Linked DNA regions of Homo sapiens: regions 1 and 3 are each linked to region 2. The links are chromatin contacts, found by Hi-C or POLR2A ChIA-PET in ENCODE. All regions are on one chromosome and are shown on one strand. The core of a region is the stretch at or near the end of the contact, and the rest is flanking DNA. Distances in the headings are between cores, read along the strand shown.

Region 1 (4,523 bases), core at 489-2,988, 370 kb before region 2:
CAGCAGCTGAAGACAGGGGCTCTGCAGAACTCTCCAGACCCCAGCCAACTGCCCCAGCCAGCTGCCCCTCAGGCTTCTGGAGCCCCCAGAGCCACACTGAACTTCAAGCATCAGTGGGTGGAGCTAAATAGAAGTCACTAGTCCCTTCTGCAGTTGCCATGAAGCAACTTACAGTAGTCTCCAATGGCAGTTAACAATTGCAGGAGTTTCTTTGTAACTTGTCCCAGTGTAAATAAGGGTTAGTCCTAACAGTAAAACAAAACAAAACAAAACAAAAAACCTTAGGGCTGGGCACAGTGGCTCAGGCCTGTAATCCCAGCACTTTGGAGGCCAAGGCAGGAGGATTGCTTGAGCTCAAGAGTTCAAGGCTGCAGTGAGCTATGATTGTGCCACTGCCCTCCAGCCTGGGTGACAGAGCAAGACCCTGGCTCAAAAAAAGGAAAAGAAAGAAAGAGAGAGAGAGAGAAAGAAAGAAAGAAAAGAAGAAAAGAAAGAGAGAGGAAGGAAGGGAAGGAGAGAGAGAAGGAAGGAAGGAAGGAAGGAAGGAAGGAAGGAAGGAAGGGAGGGAGGGAGGGAGGGAGGGAGGGAGGGAGGAAGGGGAGGGGAAGGGGAAGGTGAATGGGAAGGCGCCAGGAGCCGTGGCTCACGCCCGTAATCCCAGCACTTTGGGAGACCAAGATGGGCGGATTACCTGAAGTCAGGAGTTTGAGACCAGCCTAGCCAACGTGACAAAACCCTGTCTCTACTAAAAATAAAAAAATTAACCAGGTGTGGTGGCGTGCACCTATAGTCCCAGCTACTTGGGAGACTGAGGCAGGAGAATCACCTGAACCCAGGAGGCAGAAATTGCAGTGAGCCGAGATTGTGCCACTGCAACTCTAGCCTGGGCGACAGAGGGAGACTTCTGAAAAAGGAGAGAAGAGGGGAGGGGAGGAGAGGGGAGAGGAGGGGAGGGGAGAGGAGGGGAGGGGACGGGAGGGGAGGGGACGGGAGGGGAGGGGAGGGCCCAGAGATCTCTAATTCCAAACTCTGAATCTAACTGTACAGCAATTCTAGAAGAGCCTAAGATCATAAAATCCTGAGCATCTAAGATGTGGGTTCTCCTTATTTGACCCCTCCCAGGTCAACATCCTTCTCCTAACCCAAGTGTCAGTCTCTTCCCTTGCCAGTGAAGTAGGGAAGAAGGCATGTACACATACACACACGCACACGCACACACACACATGTACATACCCCATGGGGGGCAGAGGGTCACAAGCCCAGGAGGAGGGGGCACAGCTCACCTCGGCCCCCCAGTGCCATGACAGGCTGGCTGTGCCTCTGCTACCAACAGCAGCCAGCTGGTCTTGCTCACTTTGTTCTGAACTTAGACACCTTCCTTCTGCTGTCTTTCATCCCACGGCAATAGCGAAGAGATGAGAGTATAAAACAGAGATCCCTTTCATCTAGCATGACCCATGCTGTTTTAAGGCAGAACTCAGCATTCAGAGAATGTTCCAGTGATTGACCCAGCAACACAGACAAGCCGTTTTCTGTTCTCTAGTCCACATACAAGGCAGCTCCTCCACTCCTGATGAGGAAGATGCCGGCCCCTCCCACTCCCCTGGGACCACTCTCGGGCCCCATCAGACCTGTGTCGGCTGAGCCCCTCCGTAGGCTGAGCCCTCCGTAGGCTGACCTGCTCTTCGCCGGATGGACTGCGCGCACTTACCTTCCCCCTCCCAGGGAAGCGAGGACTGAATGTGGCCCAATCTCTGGCTGAACTGAACGGCAGTGGACAAGCAGGTTTGACAGGCACATCCCACAGGAGCAGTGCCTTATATGGGGCTTCTATGAGCCATCGAAGCACCAGTGCAGTCCCACAGCTAGACATTGCCGTAAGAACCACAGGGATGGCTGAGAACAGTCCGTGCATCTGGTCGACCCACAGAAGATGGTGATTGAGGGTGATTGAGGGGAAGGCTTCAGGCTTGGGGGCTGGGAATCCTCTCTCCTTTGTGAACGGTCACCCAGTTCATCATCATTTCTACCCTTGGGAAAATCCTACGAAGATCAGGATAAATTCTAGGGCCTTTCTTGGTTCTCATGATCCATTATTGGAAGTATCTGAATAATTCCAATAGATCCATCTCAAGTTAACATTTCATAACTATTGTTTAGATTTAGATGAAAGTCTTGGTCCTCCACCTTGAGATATGTCTAGAATCCGATCCATTCTCACCACCTGCATTGTGGTGTCCTGATCATGGCCCACCGGGACCTCTGTAATGGCTCCTAACTTCTTCCCACGCCCCCATCACCAGCGCTCAACACAGCAGACAGAGAAGTCCTGCTAGGGCATGAGTCAGCTCCTGTCATTCCCTTCGGTGTACAGGTCCTGGAGTCCTCAGCGTGACCATGAGGCTCTGCTTATCAGGTCCTTGCTGACCTTATCTCTCTTTTACCTGCTCCAGACACACAGCCCAACAGTCTTGACAGTCCAGGCACACTTCTGCCCCAGGGCCTTTGCACCTGCTGTTCCCACTGCCTGGAACACTCTTTCCCATCCCTCCTTCCAGACTCTACTCAAATGCTACTTCCCAGATCATCCTACTTAAGTCCGTAGACCTCCCATCCTGGCCTTCACTCCCCTTCCCTGTTCCATCTTCTCTGTGGGAATACTGCCTTGACCTAACGTGTATTCTAGTTACGTGGCTTCCTGCCAGCCTCCCCACTCCACAGTAACCTACTGAGGACAATAATTCTTGTCTTTCTTGTTCCCTGCTGTGTCCCCACCCCTAGGGCTGTGATATTCCACAAATATTGGTTGAGCGAATGAATAAACATTGGTTAGGGGCTTGGTTCCCAATGATGCAGACACTGAAAGAAGGGAAATTCACAGGTCCATGGCCTGAGAACCTTCAGGATTATCCTGCGGACAATCAAAGATCGGCCTTCAAGGTCATGTAGCTCATGGTGGCTGAGCAGTAGCTCCAACCCAAATCTCCTGGTGATGAGCCGGCTGAAGGCACAGCCAGTTGGGCAGAGCAAGTGAGAACGCAGGCCGAGGCCAGGTGCAGACATGAACTCTCCAACCAGGGTTACAGCCCCACTGGGTGTCAGCTTCCCCTCAGGCAGTTCATTTAAGCCCCTAAGGCTCAGCTCTCTTAGTTTCCTCCAGCAGACCTCATGATAAGCCCTCCCCCACAGTGGGGAAGCTTGCCAGCTCATCACACTGTGCCAGCCACACAGAGAATTCTAGTTACAGAAAACGCAAAGAAATGCCGCCATTCCCAGTAAAAGAGGGGGGCAGAAGAATGCACTGGAGATGGGAGGAGCCTCCCTAAGAACAGAAATAGCCATAGAAATAGTCAAGGTGCAGCCATAGAAAGGAATGAAGGGCCTTTGCAGAGACATGGATGAAGCTGGAAGCCATCATTCTCAGCAAACTAACATGGGAACAGAAACCCAAACACTGCATGTTCTCACTCATAAGTGGGAGCTGAACAATGAGAACACATGGACACAGGGAGGGGAACAACACACACTGGGGCCTATGGTAGGGGGAGTGGAGGGAGAGCATCAGGACAAATAGCTAATGCACGTGGGGCTTAAAACCTAGGTGATGGGTTGACAGGTGTAGCAAACCACCATGGCACATGTCTACTTATGTAACAAACCTGCACATTCTGCACATGTATCCCGGAACCTAAAATAAAATAAAATAAAAAGAAACAGTCAAGGAAGCCACAACCCTGAAGGACCCTGTGTTTTCTGAGGTCAAAAACCATATCTTAGGCTAGGTGCAGTGGCTCATGCCTGTAACCCCAGTGCATTGAGAGGCTGAGGAGGGAGGATTGCTTGAGGCCAAGAGTTCGAGACCAGCCTGGGCAACACAGGAAGACCCTGTCTCTACAAAAAATAATTTTAAAAAAAAGCCGGGTATGGTGCAACATGCCTGTGGTCCCAGCTACTCCGGAGGCTGAGGTGGGAGGATCGCTTCAGCCCAGGAGGTAGACGCTGCAGTGAGCCGTGGTTGCACCACTGCACTCCAGCCTGGGCAACAGAAGGAGACCCTGTCTCAAACAAAACAAAACAAAACGTATCTTAATCACTATGGCATCTTCAGGAGGGCCCCACTGGCAGGTCATCTATATCACACAGAATTGCAGCTGCATACACATATCCAGAGCCAATAAAGCAGCACCTCTAGTAATCTGGCCAGGTTAGGTTAGGGTATCCCTGGAAAAACTCAGAAGGGGGACCTGGGGGACAGGGGCCAGCAGGCACCAGGACAGCACCACCCAGGGGCTCTGTGCCCCGTGGCAGTGATCAGTGAAGAAACGGACATGTGCCAGACTTGGGCCAGCTGAAGAGCTCCTCTGGGCACTTTTTTTTTTTTTTTGAGACAAGTCTCACTCTGTCACCCAGGCTGGAGTGCAGTGGCTTGACCTCAGCTCACTGCAGCCTCCACCTCCCAGGTTCAAGCGACTCTCCTGCCTCAGCCTCCCGTGTAGCTGGGATTACAGCTATGTGCCACCATG
Region 2 (4,216 bases), core at 1-2,500:
GACCCGGCGACGTCCCCCAGCTTCCCGCGCTGGCGTTTCTCGCAGGATGTCCGCCGCCCACGTTGGGAAGAGCGGTGGACAGGAAGTGCGCGGGCCGGGCGCCGGGGTTCGGGGAAAGCCAGACGCACCCCCAGCCGCTCGCCCCATCCTCTGCCGGCTCCGCCCAGATGCCCTTAGCCCACCCAGGCCCCGAGCAGGGGGCGGCGAGGGGAAGGCGAGGTTCGGGGCCGAAGCCTGGCGGGGGCGGGCAGCTTGGGCTAAGGGCAGGGGCAGGTGGCTGCGGGCGTCGGGGATGGTCGGGGGGCAGGAAGAAGCCGCGCGACATCCTCTGTGGGGTCCTGGGCTGCAGCCGGGCTCCGGAGGGAACAGCCCGGCCTCCACCAGGTCTGTGTTCGGCTTCGGAGCCGGGGACGAGCGCTCCAGCCAGCCCGGCTCGCAGGGCCCGGAGGGTGGCCGAGGGCAGGGCCGCGCGACAGGAGCCTGAGACACATGCACATTGATTTGTTAGCGGGACCCGGCTTGGGGGGGGGGGGGACGTTGCCATGGAGACCGGGGGTCGGGTGTGCGGCTCCGGGGGAGGGGGGCGGGGGCCGGGGGAGAAGCCAGCCGATGGGCGCGCCGCAGGCTCTCGGGGTTCGGGCGCGGCCCGCGGCGCCCCAGCACCTGTGCATTGTGCATTGTGCGGCGCGGGCGGCTGGGGGAGGGGACCGCGCGAGTCCTGGGCGGTGGGGGTGGGGCGGCGGGCCGGGGTCTGCCGAGGGGCGGAGCCGGGCTGACATCGCCGCGGGGATCCCAGCGAGAGCTGTGGGGGACGCCGAACGCCGGAGGGACAACTTGGTGGCGGGGGAGGGGGGCCCCGGCGAGGACAGAGGGCGGCCTGCCCCCCTCGCCAGCCCCGCAGACTGACAGCGGCCGGGCCCGCCTTCCCCTGGCGTCACTTCCGGCGGCGCCCCCTCCCACTCGCGCGCTCGGTCTCTGGAGTCGCCTCGGACTCCGCCCCCTGGCGATTGGAACGCTGGTCACGTAGCAACGCGGGGGAGAAAGGCAGAGGGGCGTGGCTCGGAGCTCGTCCAATCAGCGTGCGGGGGCGCAGGCCTCCGGCCGCTCGGCTTTAGCAACGTCGTTAGCAACACGTGGGGCGGGAGGAAGCACTGGGCGGAGGGGAGGGGGCCGAGCGGAGGAGCGCGGGAGGGGGGCCGCGGGAGGGAGCGAGAGCGCCGGGAGGGGGAGGAGAACTGACGTCAGCGGGAGAGTATTATGGTCTGTCGTGCGCTGGCTGCTGCTTTTCTGCTCCTGGAAGCGGCCAAGGGGGGAAGCGGCGAGTCAACATGGAGCTTTCAGCGGTGGGGGAGCGGGTGTTCGCGGCCGAAGCCCTCCTGAAGCGGCGCATACGGAAAGTAGGTGCCCCCGGGCCTAGGGCCTCCGTGCGGCCGGGCCCTCCCCTCCCGGCCCGGGTTCCCTCCCCCTGCTGCAGCCCAGCTTCCCTTCCCCCAGGTCCCAGCAGCGGCCGCGGCCGTGGCGGCGGCGGCGGCGGCAGCTCTGAGCCCAGGCGCTTTCCTTAGACTTGCAGCGATGCACGGATTGCATGGGTGGGGGGCGGGGTGGGGAATGAATGCCGGTGCATGCACTTTGTGCAGCATTAGGTGCAGGGGTGATGCAGCGGGCGCGTGCCTTTTGCGGCGGGGTTTCGAGCATTCATCTGGTGCATGCATTTTCGCATGCATTTCTTGTATCCTCGTCATGCGTTTCTCCCCATGCACACACATTATCGCCTTTGCACCCGCAGGGACGCATGGAATACCTCGTGAAATGGAAGGGATGGTCGCAGAAGTAAGTAGGTTATATGCAATTCTCAACCCCAGACTGTTATTCGGGAGGTTTCTTTCTTCCTCTTTTTGCCTTTACATTGAAATACAATACAATGCAATGAGAAAAGTTACACACACACACACCCCCTCTGCTCTCACCCTGCTCCTGGGACTGATGCCCACTTCTTCCTGATTCCCTTTAGGTACAGCACATGGGAACCGGAGGAAAACATCCTGGATGCTCGCTTGCTCGCAGCCTTTGAGGAAAGGTACAGACCCTTCCAAGTCCCAGCCGCTCACTTAGAAACAAGTAGAGTGGCTTCTTTCCAGCCTGGACTAGAGTCCCACTTGCTTTCTTTACTCACGCACCCTTTCTCCTTTTCTTCTTTCTCCAGGGAAAGAGAGATGGAGCTCTATGGCCCCAAAAAGCGTGGACCCAAGCCCAAAACCTTCCTCCTCAAAGTAGGTTGGCAGTGTCCAATGGTGGAGGACCATGTTATGGAGTGATTTGTGGGAAGGGGGCTCTGAGGGCTGTGAGCCAATGGGGTGTCCACACATGTTGCCTATTTGTAATGTAGGAGGGAGTTCCCTGACAAGATGTCACCAAGTCAGTAGCAGCACCAACTGTGTCTGGGGGGACGGGCTTGGCCACACTAGAATTCCTTTACGCTCCCCCTCCCAAATGGACACAATAATCAAATGCAAAAAGTGTACTTTTTGCAAATGACTACTTCCAGCCAAATCTTCTACCTCTTCTCTCATCCTTCTACCTCTCAGCTCCAACAGCCATCCCACCCATTCATCCAGCCATCCACCCACCCACCCACCCACCCATCCATGCATCCATGTAGAAATTCCCAGGCATCATAGGGTAAAGATAGGAGGTCAGGGATAGAGGAGGAGTCCTGTGGGGGTGGACAGGGCCCTGCCCCACTCTTGAGACCATCTTCTCTCCTGCAGGCGCAGGCCAAGGCAAAGGCCAAAACTTACGAGTTTCGAAGTGACTCAGCCAGGGGCATCCGGATCCCCTACCCTGGCCGCTCGCCCCAGGACCTGGCCTCCACTTCCCGGGCCCGGGAGGGCCTTCGAAACATGGGTTTGTCCCCGCCAGCGAGCAGCACCAGCACCAGCAGCACCTGCCGCGCAGAGGCCCCTCGGGACCGGGACCGAGACCGGGATAGGGACCGGGAGCGGGATCGAGAAAGGGAGAGGGAGCGAGAGAGGGAGCGGGAACGTGAGAGGGAACGAGAGCGGGGTACCAGCAGAGTGGATGACAAGCCCAGCTCACCGGGGGACAGCTCGAAGAAGCGAGGCCCCAAGCCCCGGAAGGAGCTCCCGGACCCCTCACAGAGGCCCTTAGGCGAACCCAGCGCCGGCCTCGGAGAGTACCTCAAGGGCAGGAAGCTGGACGACACCCCTTCCGGGGCAGGAAAGTTTCCAGCCGGCCACAGTGTGATCCAGCTGGCCCGAAGACAGGACTCGGACCTGGTGCAGTGTGGTGTGACCAGCCCTAGCTCAGCTGAGGCCACGGGCAAACTGGCTGTGGACACCTTCCCGGCCAGGGTGATAAAGCACAGGGCTGCCTTCCTGGAGGCCAAAGGCCAGGGTGCCCTAGATCCCAATGGCACCCGGGTCCGACATGGCTCAGGCCCCCCCAGCTCTGGGGGGGGCCTGTACCGGGACATGGGGGCCCAGGGGGGAAGGCCCTCCCTCATCGCCAGGATCCCTGTGGCCAGAATCCTGGGGGACCCGGAGGAAGAGTCCTGGAGCCCCTCCCTGACTAACCTGGAGAAGGTGGTGGTCACGGACGTGACCTCAAACTTTTTGACCGTCACCATTAAGGAAAGTAACACGGACCAAGGCTTTTTTAAAGAGAAAAGATGAATGCTGGGTGGGTGTGTCCAGGAGGAGAGCAGGGGAGAGAGTGAGCGTGAGCTTGGCATAGTGATTTTTATTTCTGGGTGGGATGTGGCCTTTTGGCTGGTCCCGTCCCTGATGTCACCCCCACCCCACCAGCCCCTTTCATCCCTCCTTCCTCCCCCTCAGTTTTTGTTGGAAAGATTATCTCTAGAGTTATATTTTCTATTAGATGTAAATATGTTATTTAAGAAAAATATCTAAATATATATATTTCAACTCGAAGTTGTTTTATTTAAAGGAGAGAGACTCTCATTGTGCTTTAGTTGGGGCAGCCCGAATGAGCTGGGGCAGGAGGGGCCCCCTTGCCCCAGAGCTCTAGGGAAGTTGGGCCCTGGGTACAGGTTTCTGAGAGTGTCTGGAGGGGCTTGGCCTGCCCACCTCACCCCTCCTCCCTTCTCCCACAGCCCAATGCCAGACTCCTGGCACCAAGGCCCGGCCCAGATTTGCTCTCTCTTCCCATTGGCCAGGCAGGCCAACAAAAGGTTGGC
Region 3 (2,810 bases), core at 1-2,500, 300 kb before region 2:
AAATCCCAGGTTGTCACTTGTACTTTCGATCAACTAGTTATAAATTCAGAGGTTCCCAGGACTCCCTCTTCAGGGTCACAGAACTCAGGAAAGTGCGTTTCTTACAGTTGCTGGTTTATTACAAAGGATAAAACTCAGACAGCCGTATGGAAGAGATGCGTAGGGCCTGGTGTGAGGTGGGGGCAGTGATGCTGTGCTCTCTGCTCGCACCACCCTCCAGTGCCTTGGTGTGTTCCACAACCCGGCGGGAAGCCCTCTGATCCCTGTGGTTTCTTACGGGGTTCCATTGTGCAGGCATGGTTGACTAAGCCACTGGTGATTCACTCAATCTCCAGCCCCTCACCCCTTTTCCATCCCAACCCGTCATCAGGCCTTGGTCTTTCTGGCCATCTGCTTCCATCCTGAAGCCACCTGGTGTCCCCGGTCATCAGTCACCTCATGAGCAAAAGGCTCTCTCATCACTCGGTTTCCAAGGGTTTCGGGTGCTATGTGCCAGCAACCAGGGACAAAGACCAGAGACAGTCACCCCTGGCCTGGCCTAAGGGGGTCTTTGTGATTGAGACATTCAGATTTCAGAGCTGGCCCAGGGGCCCCCTCTCAGGCCACGGTGCTCCTCACCCCAGGGATTCAGACCCAGCCATGTGCGTCCTGCAGGAGCAGGAGAGGTGGCTCGGGTCCCGGCCAGGACTGAGCACTGCGTCGATCAAAAGGGGAAAGGAAACCCTAGAAACGGGAAGATGCAGCCTCCAGCCCCAAGCCCAGCACAGGAGGGCGGCTCCCCGTTCATCTCTAAGCTGAACTCAGATAAAGACCGGGAGGACTAGAGGTCTGGGGCTCAAGCTCCGCTCAGGGGAAGAGGCTGGGGGCACGGCTAGGCACGTTCAAACCCGCTTCTGGGATGTTACCGCCGGCAGCGCGGGGCAGACGTCAGGTGTCTCACCCGCTCCGTGCCTCAGTTTCCCCGTCAGCTGCGGCACGCGCAGAGCCTCCCTCGCTGAACAACGGGCGGACGAGGAGAACCTAGAGGTGGCCGGGGTCCTTCGCGTCACCGAGGTCACTGTCCTACCTGCTGCCTCATCCCCGACCTCCACCCGCGGCCCCGGCGACAACCTCAGCTTTCCCAACTGAGAGGCCGCGCGGGCAGCCGACCGCCCCACCGACCCGGCCCGCGCTCAGGGAAGCCCCGCAGCCCCGGCCCGGCTCACCTCCGCGCACGCGCGCCCTGGCCGCCCGCGGAGACTCCGGGGTCGTGCCCGGGGGCGCGCAGAGGCGGGTCACGTGACCGGCGGGAGCTCGTCGCGGGGCGGGGCCGCGGTGGGTCACGTGACGCGGCCTCCCGCGCAGGCGCCCGAGGCAAGGGTGCGCGTCCGCGCTACGCCCCCCAGTGGCGGCTCCGGCAGAGCGGGCCTGGGCGCGTCCTCGCTCTCGGAGGGGGCCTGGGGAGCGCGTCTGGCTGCGCGTCCGGCGTCCCGCGGGGAGAGGCCCACGCGTGCTGCCCGCTGCCGGTTCCTCTGGGGTCAGAGACGGGGCGAGGCCCCCGCTGGCGCAGTCCCGGCCCGGTCCCCGTGGGGTCGGAGATGGGGCGTGGCCCCCGCTGCCCCGGCCTGGGTCCCCGCAGCTCGTAGGGCTTTGTAAGGGGCTGGCCCAGCCGCGCCTTGCGCCCAGGGATTCCTCCTGCCAACGCGTCCCGAGGGCATCATCGGAAAGGCGGCCAAAGGCGCTCAGCGCCAAGTTAGAAACAGCCAACATTTGGAAAGTCCTTAAGTGTGCTCCATAACTCACAGTTATTCCAGAAAGGAATAATCAAAACATTGTGATAACCCATAAAACTGACAATTGAGAAAACATTAAACTGACACAGGGGGAATTTTTTCATAAAATGAGAAAATGCTTACATTAAGAGGAGCACATTTTTACATGTGAGATACAAAAAACACACAGTATAACCTTAACTTGCCTAATAAAATGTATGTGCAGAAAAATACAAAAGGAGCCACACCAAAACACAGAGGTGTTGTTCCTGGGTAGGGGCATAGGGGCATTAAAAGCCCCCTTTCCAGCTTGCAGCGAGCCGAGACCGCGCCACTGCACTCCAGCCTGGGCGACAGAGCGAGACTCCGTCTCAAAAAAAAAAAAACAAAAGCCTCCCTTCCACCTCTGTTGTGGTTTCTGTATTTCTACAATGTTTTAAAATAAGTAAGGCTGACTCAGAAAGGCTTACTAGATATTCAGAAAAAAGATTTTATTCTTCTGCTGAAATGTTTGAAAGTGAAATTATTTTGTAGAGCATTTTCCCTTTAAACTGCAAAGAAGCCCCAAGGTCATTGGTACTTGGAAGTCCAGGGAGAAAGAGCGCTGGGTTAATGATGGAGAAAAGATAGGTGGGCAGACTGGGGCGTAGTCCCTTGGTGTGGACGCCCCAGCGTGCTCTTATTTCAGTGCTCACCCTGTTACGTGTGTCTGGGGCCACTGACTTTCTCCTGCAAGCTGTGGATCTGAATTTAACTCAAATGGGGACATGGGGGCAGGAAAAGGGACCTGAGAGTTCTAAGGGGTGGGGATGGGAAAACTGGTAAAGAAGGTGGTTTGTGGGTTTTCAGATGCACCTAGTAGAGGGAAGTGCTGGGGGGACCAGCCTCCCGGGCCAGGCTGGCTGGAGCTGCCTTAACTTTCCCACCTCTGCTCAGCCCACCAGCTTGTGGACCTGTGGCAGCGTTGTGTTGTGAGAGGCACGTGCAGATTTGGGAGTGCTGCAAACCAAAGTGTTACCTGGACGAGTAAGCCCAGTGTGGGAGTGTGGGTGTGTGGGT

Evidence for each region. A loop is a pair of places that touch in the nucleus more often than their neighbours do. ChIA-PET counts read pairs that join two places held with the same protein, here RNA polymerase II (POLR2A). Pooled maps may share reads with other maps.
Region 1: POLR2A ChIA-PET joins it to region 2 with 27 read pairs in PC-9. The contact joins the promoter of CARD14 here to the promoter of CBX8 in region 2. POLR2A ChIA-PET finds 5 or more read pairs at or near these places in 2 of 52 experiments (H1 and PC-9).
Region 3: a loop to region 2 is called in a map with no recorded cell type, with 9 times the contacts of the local background. The contact joins the promoter of GAA here to the promoter of CBX8 in region 2. A Hi-C loop is called at or near these places in 3 of 37 single-sample maps with no recorded cell type and 9 of 50 pooled maps. POLR2A ChIA-PET finds 5 or more read pairs at or near these places in 2 of 52 experiments (A549 and CD4-positive, alpha-beta memory T cell).

The regions. Positions count from the first base shown.
Region 1 is chr17:80,167,245-80,171,767 of GRCh38, reverse strand. CARD14 (caspase recruitment domain family member 14) reads right to left here and starts at 1,738. Exons shown (of 24, transcript NM_001366385.1): 1 at 1,712-1,738.
Region 2 is chr17:79,794,111-79,798,326 of GRCh38, reverse strand. CBX8 (chromobox 8) reads left to right here and starts at 1,250. Exons shown (of 5, transcript NM_020649.3): 1 at 1,250-1,397; 2 at 1,787-1,830; 3 at 2,012-2,077; 4 at 2,204-2,270; 5 at 2,769-4,216. The coding sequence starts at 1,329. The coding sequence ends at 3,692. RefSeq lists silencers at 612-771, 802-1,011, 1,172-1,551 and enhancers at 923-1,217, 2,465-3,205.
Region 3 is chr17:80,100,021-80,102,830 of GRCh38, reverse strand. It overlaps GAA (alpha glucosidase), which reads right to left and starts at 1,250. Exons shown (of 20, transcript NM_000152.5): 1 at 941-1,250. CCDC40 (coiled-coil domain 40 molecular ruler complex subunit) reads right to left here. Exons shown (of 20, transcript NM_017950.4): 20 at 2,218-2,810. RefSeq lists an enhancer at 644-753 and a silencer at 1,084-1,703.